Linked DNA regions of Mus musculus: region 1 is linked to region 2. Evidence: chromatin contacts called from ENCODE Hi-C or POLR2A ChIA-PET data. All regions are on one chromosome and are shown on one strand. The core of a region is the stretch at or near the end of the contact, and the rest is flanking DNA. Distances in the headings are between cores, read along the strand shown.

Evidence for each region. Hi-C counts contacts between places; a loop is a spot of excess contacts on that map. ChIA-PET counts read pairs that join two places held with the same protein, here RNA polymerase II (POLR2A).
Region 1: a loop to region 2 is called in a map of heart, with 2.0 times the contacts of the local background. The contact joins the promoter of Trim33 here to the promoter of Dennd2c in region 2. A Hi-C loop is called at or near these places in 1 of 37 maps with a recorded cell type or tissue (heart). POLR2A ChIA-PET finds 5 or more read pairs at or near these places in 2 of 5 experiments (Patski and embryonic stem cell).

Annotation. Positions count from the first base shown.
Region 1 is chr3:103,276,807-103,281,364 of GRCm38, reverse strand. It overlaps Trim33 (tripartite motif-containing 33), which reads right to left and starts at 2,072. Exons shown (of 20, transcript NM_053170.3): 1 at 919-2,072. The coding sequence starts at 1,486.
Region 2 is chr3:103,101,257-103,105,874 of GRCm38, reverse strand. Dennd2c (DENN/MADD domain containing 2C) reads right to left here and starts at 3,216. Exons shown (of 19, transcript NM_001384113.1): 1 at 3,137-3,216.

The sequences.
Region 1 (4,558 bases), core at 823-3,322, 180 kb before region 2:
AAAAATCCAATATGGCATCTCAAATCCAAACACAGTTTCCAGAAACTGGAAGGATGGACTTCCTTAACTATGTAGCCAATTAATCCAATCTAACTTCCAGTCATCTTACATACCATCCTTTAGTTAGAGTTGTAGAAAGTGTCCTGTGCTGGGAATACTGTCCGCCCCCGCGAAGTGGTCACTCAAGCTTTCCAGCCAGGCCTTCCTTCTAATGCCACAACCATGATACCCACACCTCTACTGCTTCAGGTGACACAGGGTTCCACTACTGGACTGAAGGAGTCCTCACTGAGCATTTTATTCAGTTCTAGCACAGTGCCCTGAATACTTGAGCTATTAATGCATAACAAATGAAATAACATAAGCCCAACTCTCCCTGACACTCTTCCCTTCCAAGTTCCTCTCTTCATCCTCAAATCCCAGGATTTCCCCTTAACCACGCAGGCCCCTCACAACTAATATCACTTACCAAGCTCCTCATCGCAATGTCACCCTAGTGCCTTCTTCTAACCCAAGGACTCCAATGTCTTTTATTACCATTTAATCGGTAGCTCTTTCTCTTAACCGAACAGGCCAATAAGCAATCCATTCCAACCCCTAGCTATCAACACTGTCGGACCAGGCCTTCCCACCCCAACTCACTTCTCACGGAGGGTTCGGTACACCCCTTTTCTGTCTCTTTAGTCCACCCTCTGCAGAAGCGCCTCAAACCTCCCTCTCAGCATCCCCTCCCCCAGCCCCTCGCAGCCGGCACCCCTCCCTTCTCTCTCCCCATATCTCCGGCGGTGCAGCTTCTCTGGTAACCGTCCCCGGGGCCGTAGCTTTCGTCTCGGAGACCTCTCTGCACTGCACCGTCCGAGCACCCTCGGCACCCCAAGCCGCCACACCAGATTCTCCCGGGTGCGGCCTGCTGCTCACCTTGCTGGACGTCACCGTTGCTGCCCCCAGGGATGGGCACGCTGAGCTGGCGCTCCGGCTCCGGCAGACAGCGCAGGCAGAAGGAGTGCAGGCAGGGGAGCAGCTTGGGCTCCGCCTCGCGCCGGCTCTGCAAGCTCTGCTGACACACCGCGCAGGTGTCCAGAAGCGAGGCTGGTGGTCCGAGAGGTGGCCCCGACGAGGAACCAGGAGCCGGGGCGGGAGCGGGGGCCGGGGCCGGGGCCGGGGCCGGGGCCGGGGCTGGGGCAGCAGCTGGAGCCGGCGTCGATGCCGCGCCTCCGGGGACCGCGGAGCCCACTGAGGCCGCGGGGACCGAGGCGGCCGGGGCCGAGCTTGAGGAGGCCGCGGCCACCCCCCCGTCGTCGGGCCCAGCCGCACCGCCCTCCGCGCCAGCCCTGCCGCCTTCCTCCTCCTCCTCCTCCACCAGCACCGCGGCGAGAGGCGGCTCCGCCTCCTGCGCCGTGGGCCCGGCGGCCCCGGCGGTTACCGGCGCGCTACCGCTGCCCCCGCCGCCACTCTCTGCCTCACCGCCGCCTTTGTTTTCCGCCATGTTTTCCTCTTTGAACCCGCCGGACCGCCCCGCGCCGCCCGCCGCTCGCGCCGCCGCCGCCGCCCCCAGCCTCAGCCGCAGCCACAGCAAGAGCGGCCGCCGAGAGCGAGCGAAGTAGCGAGCGAGCGAGCGAGCGAACGCACGAGAGCGCGCGCGCACGCGGCGCCCCCGCCCTCGCGTCGCGGGGCGGGAGGGGTGGGCACGCGCACGTACGCACCGACGTCCTCCGGAGGGAGGCGGGAACTCCGGCCGCGCGCGCTCGCGGGACAGACCGCGATGCAGCTCCGCGCCTCGGTGTGGTCTGTTGCCACCCGGCTGGAGTTGTGTAGCTCGGTAGGAGCTGGTGGAACTGGGTCTCTATGATGTGGCTGCTAGCGCCGAAGCCGCGGTGGTGCGGGAAGAAGGGAGGGAAAACATGCAGGAGTAGGAGGCCGGCTTGCGTTCGCCCCCGAGCGAGCGTCTCCACGGCGACGCCATCCCCAGCGACGGGCGCGCCACCGCGGAAGCTTCACCTGTCGCGCGCTTGGTCGCGGAGGCCTCCTACCGAGGAGGTGCGGACCACCTGGGTCTTCGCTGGGTGTTGCTGGACCGCGTTCTCTAGAGGGCTGTGACACCCGAGAGCGGCTGCGCAGAGTTCCCCCCACCACGTACACACACACCCCAAAAGTCTCCAGATATAGGCTCCTGCGGTGAGACAGAAGTCTTCTAATAGCTATTTTTAGCTTCTTAAGGTGATTCTCCAACGTTGCTACATACCTGAAAGCCAATCAAATGAGCTTTTTTCTAAACAGAGATGCCAGGGCCACACCCCAAAACAGAATCAGGAAGTTGAAAACCAGATGAATGTTGAAAAGTCCCTGCGGCTGATGTGCCAGTTTGGGAGACCATGTTTCTAACCAATATTATATCCCGAGAATCTCACTCGGCGTCCCCGGGTGGGCCAGCTGACTGTCCTCACCACCTCAATCTTAGAAGCTTTATGAAAGGGTTTTGTTTTGTTGGTATCGGGCCTCTCCGCCTCAGGCTGCCATCAGACCTTCATTTAGCCAGTGCTGCCAGAACAAGTGTAACTTGATATAGTGCCCACCTGTAGTCACCTGCAGGGAGACTGCTGAGTTCCTGGCCAGCTTAAGCATCAGGCTTCATAGGGAGACCTTGCCTCCAAAAAGAAATGGGGGAGGGGAAATGATGTAAGTGCAACAGCTGTTTTAATGTGAGTCTCACAAGCCCGTCCTAGACCGTAGTTATACAGGAAATTTATTTGGGTGAGTTTTTAAATTCACAGAAAAGCGTTTTTCATCAATTCCTTCAAAATCTCTTCTGACTTTCGTGTTAAGATAGAAACGTTGGGGTTCCTGCAGGAGAACAAAGAAACTCTCTGCCTTCAAGAAGTTGACAGTTTAGAGGATGAACATGGAGAGTATGTCGGGGGAAATGATAAATGCTTTGGAGTAAAAATAAGGCGAGTGTAAAGGATTTGTGCTGATTGAGCAAGGGCTCTGCTGATAAGGTGAAGAAACCTGGCTTGCACAAGAGTATTCCAGACAGGAGCAGGTGGCAAAAAACAAAGGGCCTAAGGCAAACAGAGACCCTGGAATTAGTGTGAGAGGAATGGCTTCAACAAGGAAAGGAAAAATAGGAGATAACACTTGTGGTCGTTTGAATAAAAATGGCCTCCATGTGGCCAGGCCTGGTGGCCCACGCCTTTAATCCCAGCACTCAGGAGGCAGAGGCAGGTGGATTTCTGAGTTCGAGGCCAGCCTGGTCTACAAAGTGAGTTCCAGGACAGCCAGGACTACACAGAGAAACCCTGTCTCAAAATAACCAAAAGAAAAAACAAAAACAAAGAATGGCCTCCATAGTTTCATTTATTTAAATGGTTGGTCACCTGGGAGCAGAACGGCTTGAAAGTATCAGGAGGAAGTATGTCACTGAGGTGTGCAAAGGTATGCAAAGAACACATTAACTTCCATATGCTTTGTCACTAAGTTCAAAAACCACAAGTATCAAAGAGAACAGGATTTCTGCATCTAATCATTATCTACCAGCTTTTCTGTATTTCCAGGACCACGGAGGAGGACATTGGTATTCCAGTAATAAATACAACAGTACATAAGCAGAAATTTCCAATTTACAAAGTGCTTTCAGACATATCCCTAACTTTTTGTTGTTGCTGTTGTTGTTGTTTTGGTTTTGTTTTTGGCTTTGGTTTTTCAAGACAGGTTTTCTCTGTAGCCCTGGCTGTCCTGGAACTCACTCTGTAGACCAGGTTGGCCTCAAACTCAGAAATCTGCCTGCCTCTGCTTCCCAAGTGCTGGGATTAAAGGCGTGCGCCACCATGCCCGGCATCCCTAACTTTTGCAATTAATAAAATATATACTAGCTTAAATAATAAGTAGATTTTTAATATTATATAAATATATTATAATGCATTGGCTATCTATTGCTAAACAATAAGGTAGTTTGTAATATTTTATTAAAATACTATGATTAGCATTATGGCCATCCTTTACATGTCTCTGTTCGGAGTATTTTTAAAAATGGAATTGCTGATCCACATAGTACGGCCATTGTAAAGGTTTTTGATAATACAAATTCAATATCTTAGGCTATTAAATAATCATTAGGCTAGACAAGAATTTTCTGAACGGAACAATAACACAGAGCTAGCCACAAATGTCACCAGATGGAGAGACTACATGTAATTGAAAAGTTTCTCCACAGCAAAGGAACTGTCAGTAGAGCACAGAGACAGTGCACAGAACAGGGGGAAAGCTTTACCGGTTACAGCTCGGACAAGGGGCTACTATCCAGACTTTACCAAACACTGAGAAAAATGCTCGGACAAGGGGCTACTATCCAGACTTTACCAAACACTGAGAAAAATAAATACCAAGCAACTAAAATGGCCAGTCACCAAACGAGCTAATGAATAGACACTTTAAAAGAAAAAAAAAAAAAAAGAAGGAAAGAAAGAAAGAAATGCAAATAAATTGCCAATGACTATTTTTCAAAAATGTTCAACTTCCATAGTCATCAGGGAAATGCAAATAAACTATTTTGAGATACCAT
Region 2 (4,618 bases), core at 1,967-4,466:
GTGAACTCATTATTCAGTACAGGATTAAAGCTTGTTTGAAAATAGTTTTAGCCAAGCATAGATAGTGGCAAACATTGAAATCCTAGCACTGGGATCTAGACAGAATTACTGTATATTTCAGGCCAGCCTGAGCGACATAATGAGTTAAAGGCTAACCTAGGTTATATAGTAAGATCCTGTTTCAAAAATTAAGTTTCACTTGGAAAGCAGAGGCAGGCAGATCTCTGTAAGTTCCAGGACAGCCTGGTCTACCAAGCTAATTTCAGGACAGTGAAGGCTACACACACACACACACACACACACACACACACACACACACACACACAAATGCAAAACACACCCTGTCTTGAAAAGCAAACAAAAATAAACCCAAACAAAAAAAAAGTTTCAAAAACCCAAGTGAATTGTTGAAAATATTTAAATAAAACTTTTTGTTTTAAAATTTTATGTATTTATTATTTCTATGTCCATCAGTGTTTTGACTACACGTATGTCTGTGTGAGGGCGTCGGATCCCCTGGAACAGGAGTTACAGACAATTGTGAGCTGCCATGTGGGTGCTGGGAAATGAACCCAAGCCCTCTGGAAAAGCAGGCAGTGCTCTCTCCAGCCCATAAAATTCTTTTTCTATAAGATTTTTTTTTTTTTGAAACAGGTTTCACTCTACTTTGGCTAACCTGAAACTCTCACTATGTAGACCAGGCTGGCCTTGACCTCACAGAGATCCACTTGTCTCTGCCTCCCCCATGTGATGAGAGTAAAGGCATGCACCATTACACTGGGCTAGAGATTTGTTTTTATTTATATGTATGTATATGTGAGCACATGTTACCTGTATGCAGTTGTCCTTGGAAGGCAGAAACGACCGTCAGATCCCATGTAGCTGGAGTTACATGCAGCTGTAAACTACCAGACATGGGTGCTGGGAACTGACGTTCTCTGGAAGAGCAACAAGTGCTCTTAACCACTGGGTCATCTCCAGCCCCACAAATAAAACTCTTAAAGCAGCACCGGATCGGATTATTTACTCGTAGTTTTCCCTCTTGCACTCCACTAAACTCCACTGTGGTACACAATGCTCTACAATCCTTGCCTAGCACATAAGGATCACTACAAATCTTTTACTAGTAATATGATTTCCAGTTGGAGGCAGGGATGTGGTTCACTGATAGCAGTAGTCACAGAACCCTAGTCTCATCCTACAAGGACAGAAAGGAAGGACTAGTGACTTAGCTCAGTGGGTAGGGGTGCTTGCCACTGAGCCCAAGTTCAATCCCCAGCACCATGCAAGAGAAGGAGAAATTAAGTTTTACAAATGGCCCTCTGTCCTCCATACATGCACCTTGGGTGCCCACACATATACACATAATAAATAAATAAATTTATTACATTTATTACTTTGGGGAAGGGGCAATGTGTTGGGACACATTTTGTGGTCAGAGGACAATCTACATAGCTGGCTAAGTCCTTCTACATGGCCTGGGGATTGAACTCAGGTCTTCAGATTTGGCAAGAAGTGCCCTCATTTCCCAAAGCATCTCGCAAGCCCTGTAATATGAGGAATTTTTAACTTTGTTTTGTTTTGCTTTTTTACAGAGTCACACTATCCCAGGCTGGCCTCAAACTCATTACATAGTAAGGAGTGACCTGGAGTTTCTGAGTCCCTTCTTGCACCTCTCTTATGCTGAGTGGGATGGGACCACCACCATACCCAGTTATGAAGTACTGGGATTGAACCCAGGATTCTTTGCACGTTGGTGACAAACATGCCCTAATTTTAAATTTTAAATAAGAAAAGGAAAGAAATTGCCTACTGTTCTCAATCAAAAACACTGATATTTCTGCATCTAAAAAAAGTCAATTGCCACATTTAACAGACTAACAAGAGGCCTTGAGACACAATTACTACAGTTGCTGGTTTCTGTCTTTGAAAATACTCCAGATCACTCTTACGTATCCCTAGTAGAAACCTCATGGTTACAGACTGCTATTCCTTTTTAAATTTCCCATCTCTCCCTAAAATACACACACACACACACACACACACACACACACACACACACACACAAGTAGAGAACACAAATGTCTATAATAAAAACTGTACAAATGCCACAGCCACACATTAACTTTGTTTTAGAGAACTCAGATCTTTTTATAAGCAGCCCCTGAATTTGCAAAATAAAAGTCTTGTTTTGAGGCAGTACTCTCAGCTCACTTTATGAAATACCTTCAGCTAATCTAAGGCAAAGTAACAGATTTTCTGATTGGTACAAGCTTCATGGTAAATGATTGCACTACGGTATACAGATAGCATGCTATTTTAGAAAATGTCATGACTCAGTTAAGAATAGCTCTGCTCTTCAAACAATGGTGATTATGTGGAAATGACGCTTAGATAACTTATTTACATAGTAAACAGAAGTTAGAACTTTCTCTAACAATACAGGCGAATCAGTAGTAGCTTTGGGATAAAGGTTTACCAGGGTGCCTACTGTACTAGGCACTTAGTAGTTTTACAAACTACACATGCTCCGGGGTGCATGTGTGTGTGTATCAAACAACAATGCCTGACATTTGTAGAACACTGTCATTCCTCTCAGAACATGAGAACCCATGAGCGTCCCAGTTTTGCACTCCGGGGACACACACCTCTTAGAGTTAACCCTGACGGAGGTGTGACGGTTTGTTTGCGGCTCTGAGCTCCAGAGCGAAGCCTTTTGACTCACAATCTAATCATCATCTTCTCTCCTGGTTACTCCACAGTCCTACTCCAGTCCCACTGTAGGAATTTTATCTTAAAAAACTACTTGACGACTTCCTCTATCGTGCCTGCCCCGTAGTTCCGAAGCAAAGCGCGCGAACACACGCTTTACCGCTTGTCTGAAGTGCTCCGTCCGGGCACGTCCAAGTTCAAGACCGCCTGATAGGCGCGTTTCCTCGCGGCGGCGAGCGCCTGGGCTCCCCGGCCCTGCACCCCCGACCGCGCCCGCGGCTCGCAGGCTGACACCCGCCTTCCCCTGGCCCGAGGTACCCAGCTCTCGGCTGACCACGAACACACGGGACGCCATGGGGCGACGCCAACAGCTGAGCGGCAGAGGCCCCATGGCCCCACTCCCTCGCTGCATCCCGTCGCCTACCTGCCTGGGCCGCGACGCCGCCTCGCGCAGGGATCCCAGACTCGCGTCGGTGGCCTCTGGGATCCAGCGCCCACATCTTCGTCCCGCCCCCACAGGTTCCGCAGTCCCCGCCCTCCAGGCTAAGACACGCCCTCTTTTGCCTGGGCACGCCCCCGAGCTCACCCAGTAAGGCTCTGTCCTTCCAGGGCTCTCCTCAAGGCTCGGAACCCACGCCAGGCGGTCTCTCCGCCCCCAGCGCTGGGGTACCAGTGTGCGCTGCACCGCGCTGGTTCCACGGTGCAGCCCCTGCCCAGGCCTGGAGCCAAAGCTCTATCTCCGGATCTACGGTCTGTGCGACTACACGAGACAGACCTTTACAGCAAGGCAGAGCCTAGTAGAACCAGAGGAGCCAAACAGCAACTTCTTTAAGAAAACCCCAAAGCAGCTCAGGGAGCAAACATTCATCGGGAATGCCAGCTAGTAAAGAGATGCCAATAACGCACCTGGCCCCGGGTTTGGAATCACAAGCCGGATGCCTTTGGTGCCTAGTCCGGGTGCCGACTGGGTTGCCACACCCACTTGAGACTCACGCTTAAATTCTCCCTACCACACGATCTTGCTCAGGTATGCACATGGCTCTGTGCCTGCTGCAAGAATAGCCCAGTTTCACTCTGCGAGACTGGGATGAGTGGAACCTATTTCCCAGCACGATCTAACTGCCCCACCTCACCGCGCCCCGCCCCACTCCACCCCACCCACTCCATCCGACCTTGTGTCTGGTAACCAAACTTCCCTGGCTTGTTCACACAGAGGTACCAAAATAGAAGACTGCCACAGAGAGGTGTTTAATTACACATCGCGGATGACTGTCACCAGCCAACTCAACCAAGACTTGGAAAAAAAAAAAAAAGTCCCAATCCCTTGTGAAGCTATGAGGTGGGGACATGAGGTGGGGACAGTAAAAGGATTACTTTCTACCTGAGGGAGAAGTATTGACAATTCCTTTAAAATACTCCAGTGAGGAAATAAATGTAAATATGGTTTGGAATACATTGCAAACTCCATTGATCCCTTACCTAATGTGTATGTCTTTAAATGTAGACATGTGTGTTCTTTATTATTTTTCAAACTTCTTATCCTCCTACCCCTGCTTCTGGGGTGCAAGCATAGTCCTGAGCCAACACAAGTGGCATTTAATCTAGTCTGTTTGGAAAGTATCACAGATAGTTGTACAAGGTGAAATTCGGGACTAAAACAGCGTTTTTAAGATTTACATTTTGAAGTTTGCATCCACGAAGATTCTTTAGCAGGATGAAGATTTGAATTCCAAGATGAACGTTAATTAACATGCATGTGTTCTACTGCCCTCTCATGGGTAGGATGGAGCTACACCTAATGGTGAGAGGTGTCCTTTAAGTCTGAAGATAATACATAGTAATTTGTATTATTTTAGTGACTAGGAAGCCAACATGAAATAAAATCAGGTCCTTGATAAATATTCCC